Regions from separate parts of the Homo sapiens genome. Here region 2 is linked to region 1. The links are chromatin contacts, found by Hi-C or POLR2A ChIA-PET in ENCODE. All regions are on one chromosome and are shown on one strand. Each heading gives the region's core, a stretch centred on a gene start or an enhancer-like site at or near the end of the contact. The rest is flanking DNA. Distances are from core to core; before and after follow the strand shown.

Region 1 (3,342 bases), core at 593-3,092:
TTGCAATTGGTTTTTGGTGCCTGTCCTACAAATTTCCAAGATGTGCTCAAATATGCCTAAACCCTAGGAGATGAAACAGTTTAAGCTTAGAGACCTCTCCACCTCTATTACTGACCTTTGAACACGTAACTGGTTTTATGTGGTGTTTTTGGTGTTTTACTCCAAAATGTCCATATGTCAATGCCCAGATGTTTTATACAACTGTGTATCATTACCTTCCTTTTGAGGGTGACGATATCAAAATAAAGACAGAAAAGTAATGATGCAAATGAATAGAATAAGAGGTGTTCTATGTGGGGGTCTCGTAGAAAACCAGAGACAACATTAGTGCATAGAGAGAAACTATAGCTTTGGAAAGGGATTAGGACCTCTAAAGTGTCTTTTCCTTACCGGTGAAGCACAAGCCTTCCCCCAGAAACCTGCACCACTCACACATAATGCTTCACAAACAAGTTTTGGCCTCGGTTTTTTCATACTTTTGGGGCTGGTATCCAGCTAGTGTATTTTCCCTCATGGAGCGGGAACAACAGAGATAAAGGTTTTGATAAATATAGAGGCCTCTTAGAAGTGTCAGGACTGAATCTAAAAGAGCTGAATCTAAAAGAAGAGGGAGGCTGGGTGCGGTGGCTCACGCCTATAATACCAGCACTTTGGGAGGCTGAGGCGGGTGGATCACTTGAGGTCAGGAGTGCAAGACCAGCCTGGCCATGATGGTGAGACCCCCGTCTCTAGTAAAAATTAGCTGGACATGGTGGCAGATGCCTGTAATCCCAGCTACTTAGGAGGCTGAGGCTGGAGAATCGCTTGAACCCAGGAGGCGGAGGTAGCACCGAGCCAAGATCGCGCCACTGCACTCCAGCCTGGGCGACAGAGCAAGACTCCGTCTCAAAAAAATAAAACAAAAATAAATAAAAGAAGAGGGAAGATGGAAGGACTTTTAGGCTCAAGAGCAGCATCTCAACTCTTTTTTTTTTTTTTTTTTTTTGAGACGGAGTCTGGCACGGTCGCCCAGGCTGGAATGCAGCAGCACGATCTCAGCTCACTGCAACCTCCGCCTCCCGGGTTCAAGCGATTCTCCCACCTCAGCCTCCCAAGTAGCTGGGATTACACTGAGATTACAGGCAAGCGCCACCACACCTGGCTACCAACTCTTTTATGAAGACTCTTTTGTTTACAGAATTAAAGGAAGCACCTTGTTCTGAATCCAGTTTTGCCATTGACGGACTCACTGTATGACTAGGCCAAAACCCTCTGGTTTCTGTTTTCCCATTAGTTGGTTGAAGTACATACACCCTCATCTATCGGAACACGGGGCTTAGTAAAGTGAAAAGAAGTAGGTTCTAGCTCATTCTAGCACTTTTGGAAAATTGGGTCACCTCTTTGGGCCTTAATTTCGTCATCTATAAAACAGGAAAAAATCAGTCCTCAGCTTACCTGATGTTGCAATGACTTAGTGAGATAACAGAAGTGAATGGCAGCTTTGTCTATCATACTTGTGAGGTAAAGTTAATGAGAGTGAGAGATCTGGAAATAGGGAAGAAAGAAAGGAGTCGAGGCAAAGCTAAAAGAAATTTGGGTTGGGAAAGGAAAAAAGAAATGAAGAGAAAGAAAAAGGAAAAGGGAATTTCAAAAGAGATAAAGGCTGTGAGAGGAAGTGCAACAGGTCAGGAAACTGGGGGAGGGTCCACGGCAACGGCTGCGGCACGGCAACGGCTGCGGCACGGCAACGGCTGGGGCACGGCAACGGCTGGTGCATGTTGCCGGCGGAGGCATTTAGGTAGTGCACGACGGCTGGGCGCCGGGCCTGTTTGGCTGTGACGCCCACCCCCGGCTTTCATCCGCCTATGCCCTAGGGCTAGTGGAAGACTTAAGATGGCGGCGTTTGCACGGAGTGCAATCACTGCGTCCTTACGGGGGTTGCAAGGCGTCCGAAGTATGAGTCCACTAACAAAAGTCCAGAAACTCGCCAGTTAATAGTATTGTGGTGAGTGATGAGCCTCACGTTGGCTAGAGAAGTGGCCGTTAGCGAGGCTACACACTTTGGGATCGCGTGGCCTGAGTCGGGGGAGTAACCGGCCTGTATTCCATTTTTCTCTCTCCAGTCTCTTCAAAATATCGGAGAATAATTTCTTTCTCGCTGATCGCCTAACTTCTACTGACGAAGCTTGGAAGTTGCAGAAGGTAGCTCCTAGGAGGGATATATGGGTCGTTCTTTCCTTTTTCCTTATTTAAATGGGTTTTTATTGACACCATGTCGCGCCAAAATGGATTCCATCTCCTCAGAGCTTTCCTAGGAACAGCCTAACCTCTTGGGCCTAACTTTATTTTTTTTTTGTTCTGCCTTTCATGTCCAGACTTATTAGTTTTAATTAATTTGTTTGTAACGTATTCATTATGCACTAGATTAAACAATTTTTTTCTGTGCCCACTATACCCCAAATGTGGAGTTTTGGGCAAAAACTTAACATTTGTTCTTGAAGCATCTCAGAGGTGTGTGTGTGTGTGTGTAATCTTTGGGGGACTTACATTGCCAGGTTGATTACTCACTAAGAAAAGAGCTAGATTTCCTGTTTTCAAATCTGTTGGCGAAATTAAGTTTATGTTAAGCATAGCATGTTTACTATATATATGGGGAAGACAGTTAAGAGTGACATCTAATATGTTGTTAAATGCTTATGTGATTAAAGTAAATTTCATGCATTACCGCGGAGTATGAATTGCTGCAACCTTTTAGAAAAGAATCTGGCAATATTTAGGGAAATAAAAAATACAGATATCACTTGAACAAAAACTGGAATTCAAAAGTCTGACTTTTAAGAATCTATCCTACAGAAATAAAAGTACCAGTATATAATGACGCATGAACAAGGATACTTTTGTACTATTTTGTTCTTGTGACAACTGGAAACAACCTGTGTATCCATCAATAGGAGAATGTTTGAGTAAATTTTGGTACATAAATATTATGAAATATTTTGACTTTTGACCTAGAGAATCTTATGATGGATGGTTATGTGAGAAAAGTAAGTTGCAGAATAGTCTAGTATGAGTCCTTTTTTTTTTTTGATGGGGTGATGAAGGAATGCAAGATTAACTTCTTTATCTTTTGGAGGAGACGTTAAATATATTATGAAATACTTAAGACATATACAGATATACAAGGAATAATACAATGAACCTCTCTTCTCACCACCCAACGTAAAAAAAAAATCAAACATTAACGTGACAGTTGAAGTTCTCTGTGTACCCATCCCTGATTGCATCTCTCTCTTCTCTCATCCCCAGAGGTAACCATTATTTTAAACTTAGTGATTTTTACCATGCATTTCTTAAACTTCTGTG
Region 2 (3,342 bases), core at 516-3,015, 33 kb after region 1:
AGCTATAATAACGCATCTTTTTTTTTTTTTTTTTTCTTCTGAGATGGATTCTTGCTCTGTTACCCAGGCTGGAGTACAGTGGCACGATCTTGACTCACTGCAAATCCCACCTCCCGGGTTCAAGCAATTCTCCTGCTTCAGCCTCCCGAGTAGCTGGGATTACTGGTGCCCATCACTGCACCCAGCTCATTTTTTTGTACTTTTAGTGGAGACAGGGTTTTACCATGTTGGCCAGGCTGGTCTTGAACTCCTGACCTCATGATCCACCCGCCTCGGCCTCCCAAAGTGCTGGGATTACAGACGTGAGCCACTGCGCCCAGCCAATAACGCATCTTAAACATGAAATATCTCCCCATTTATTTTGGTCTTTTAAAATTTTCTTCAACAACATTGTGTAGCTTTCTTTATACAAATCTTGCAGGTGTTTTGTTGAATTATTCCTAAAGATTTAGTCTTTTTGGTGCTATTTTGTATGGAATTGATTTCTTAATTTCATTTTTGGATCATTCATTGCTAGTATGAAAACAGAACAATTTATTATATAGGTTTTTTGTTTTTTTTTTTTTTTTTAGATGGAGTTTTTGCTCTTGTTGCCCAGGCTGGAGTGCAGTGGTGGATATTGGCTCACTGCAACCTCTGTCTTCTGGGTTCAAGCAATTCTCCTGCCTTCTGAGTAGCTAAGTATTACAGGCGCCCACCACCACGCCTGGCTAATTTTTTTGTATTTTTAGTAGAGATGGGATTTCATCACGTTGGCCAGGCTGGTCTTGAACTGCTGACCTCAGGTGATCCACCCACCTCAGCCTTCCAAAGTGCTGGGATTACAGGTGTGAGCCACCGCACCCAGCCTATAGGTTTGTATTCTACAGCCAACTCTTCTCAGAGGAAGTATAGATAGATATGTATACTAACCCATGTATAGCTACATATTTATACACATTTTTATATGTAACTATCGATTTTTTTAAGTTAAATGTGAGTTCATACTGGTATTTCTAACTAATCCATTACCACATGGTTAATTCTAGTCATATCTCCTTGTTTGTCTGTCCTCACTCTCTCACTCCAATAGGAAAGAGCCTGTCTCCTAACATTTACCATTCATTTACATAATTGTACTATCCCATTATACAGGTATAACTGTTTCAGAATTGTTGATTTTTACCCTTACTGGAAACAACTCTATCAACTGGAGTATAATGCTTATGTATAGCTTCTTTTGCATTTAGTCTTACAGACTCCACTTATTAATGGTGAGAGACTGGACATACTGCTCAGATCGGGAACAATGCAAAGATGTCCTCTCTCACCACTCCTAATACAAGAAAAGGAAATATAGACTGGAAGGGAAAAAATAAATCTTTATTTGTAGATTATAAGATTGTCTACATAGACGTTTTTAGAGCATCTCCAGAAACCTAGAACTAACAAATGGGAGTAAGAAGGACACAAGGTATTACAGTTACTTTTCATTTTCTGTTAGTTTTGGCATCTCATATTTAAGTCTGGTTTTCAAGATTGCATTCTTTTCAGATGGTATTTTTTTCTTTGTTTTTGTATACATTATAATGTTGAGAGTCAAACATATAAAGTAGTAGATACTGAGGTATATATATGTATTTTCTTTGCGATAAGCACACCTTTCCTTCATCTAGGCTATTAGCGTGGAGGTTTTTGTGAAATTAGTCAGGAGTTGGTCTGGGATTGAAGTTTTGTTGTTACCATGGTTACTCTCTGTGTATCAGAAACTTCAAACCCTATAATGATACCTTGTTTTTGTGTCCTTGTTTGGCGTGGGTTTTCACCTTTTCACTCTTCTCTAGAGAAGGCCTGTGGTTTTCAGCTTTCCCCTGTGCATTACTTTAATTTTATTTGATGTTTAGTCTGTGGTTGGGGCGAAAAAGAGGCATGTTCTCTAATGTTCTAATTTAAACTCAGTCTTAAGTAGGCACTGTGAATCTGGGTCTTGTGGGTGTGGCTGTCATAAGTCTTTCTTTTCCAGTCAATGCCTAGTATTTATTCCCATTCCTCCCCTATGGCTAAAGCTTTATGTGTTCCTTACCTCCTTACCCAGCCCCTGTTGCTTCCACTCCAGGGTGTCCCTGCAAATTGCTCTAAGGTTTTTGCTTCTTAGGCGAGATAGGAGACGGGCCTCTGGGGAATTTTGGTCTGCTTTATATTCCCTTCCACTGCTTCATGATCTTTTCTGTAAATGAAGAACTTTTTTTGGTGGGGCGTGGTGGTTCACGCCTGTAATCCCATCACTTTGGGAGGCCGAGGCGGGCGGATCACCTGAGGTCAGGAGTTTGAGACCAGCCTGACCAACATGGAGAAACCCTGTCTCTACTTAAAATACAAAATTAGCTGGGTGTGGTGGTGCATGCCTGTAATCCCAGCTACTCAGAAGGCTGAGGCAGGAGAGTCACTTGAACCCGGGAGGTGGAGGTTGCGGTGAGCCGAGATCGCGCCATTGCACTCCAGCCTGGGCAACAAGAGCGAAACTTTTTTTTTTTTTAAGAAAGGTAGATTGGGGCAGATTTTCAGCCATAGCTGCTACTCCTTTCCCCCAGATAGTACCAAAGGGGTCTTTCTCTGTGATCTCTGATCTTTCCTGTGGCTTCCTATTGATAACAGCTGCAGGTGGCTGCAACCCCACCCCCATATTTGAAACCTGAGGGGATTCCTATTCTCAGGCCAGCCCACACTTGGCCTTTAGCAATTTATTGTAATTTCTAGTTAAATCTTTCTACCTGCTTTTATATTGATTTTCATGGCATTTGTCCCAGTAATCAAATGCTCAGATTCTGTTTTCCCCTGCAGGCACCTACCATTTTTTTAGATTTCTGTATTTTTTTTTTTCCTGTAACTTCAGTTCTCTGATAGGGTCAAGAAAATCATAACTTTGCTTTTGTCAAGCCTTTTCTAAGTGAGGTAGTGATGTTGTTTCTAGTGCCCTATATATTTGAGATTTGTTGTCTTTGTTATTTTTGTTTATTTCTGTTTCTTATTTTTTCTTCTGTATCATTTGAACATTTTTTAGTATTTTATTTTATTTATTTATTTTTTTTTGAGATGGAGTTTCGCTCTTGTCGCCCAGGCTGGAATGCAGTGGTGTGATCCCAGCTCACTGCAACCTCCGCCTCCCGGGTTCAAGCGATTCTCCTGCCTCAGACTCCCAAGTAGCTGGGGTTACAGGTGCCCGCCACTATGCCTGGCTCATTATTTTTATGTTCAGTAGAGACGGGGTTTCACCATGTTGGTCAGGCTTGTTTTGAACTCCTGACCTCAGGTGATCCACCTGCCTTGGCCTCCCAAAGTGCTGGGATTACAGGCGTGAGCCAC

What was found. Hi-C counts contacts between places; a loop is a spot of excess contacts on that map. ChIA-PET counts read pairs that join two places held with the same protein, here RNA polymerase II (POLR2A). Pooled maps may share reads with other maps.
Region 2: a loop to region 1 is called in a map of CD8-positive, alpha-beta T cell, with 5 times the contacts of the local background. The contact joins the enhancer-like site here to the promoter of JPX in region 1. A Hi-C loop is called at or near these places in 10 of 168 maps with a recorded cell type or tissue (CD4-positive, alpha-beta T cell, CD4-positive, alpha-beta memory T cell, CD8-positive, alpha-beta T cell and 4 more), 11 of 37 single-sample maps with no recorded cell type and 14 of 50 pooled maps. POLR2A ChIA-PET finds 5 or more read pairs at or near these places in 12 of 52 experiments (A673, CD4-positive, alpha-beta T cell, CD4-positive, alpha-beta memory T cell and 7 more).

The regions. Positions count from the first base shown.
Region 1 is chrX:73,942,482-73,945,823 of GRCh38, forward strand. JPX (JPX transcript, XIST activator) reads left to right here and starts at 1,843. Exons shown (of 5, transcript NR_024582.1): 1 at 1,843-1,984; 2 at 2,103-2,181. RefSeq lists an enhancer at 1,868-1,967.
Region 2 is chrX:73,975,891-73,979,232 of GRCh38, forward strand. The region is part of intron 2 of JPX (JPX transcript, XIST activator); the gene reads left to right. Among named protein-coding and RNA genes, the nearest start is that of JPX, 33 kb to the left of the region's middle. RefSeq lists an enhancer at 1,700-2,259. Within about 2 kb of position 1,766, at least 2 of the 41 ENCODE cell types and tissues checked have a DNase peak (open chromatin) inside an H3K27ac peak, as active enhancers do; they include CD4-positive, alpha-beta T cell and CD8-positive, alpha-beta T cell, where a contact is called at or near this core.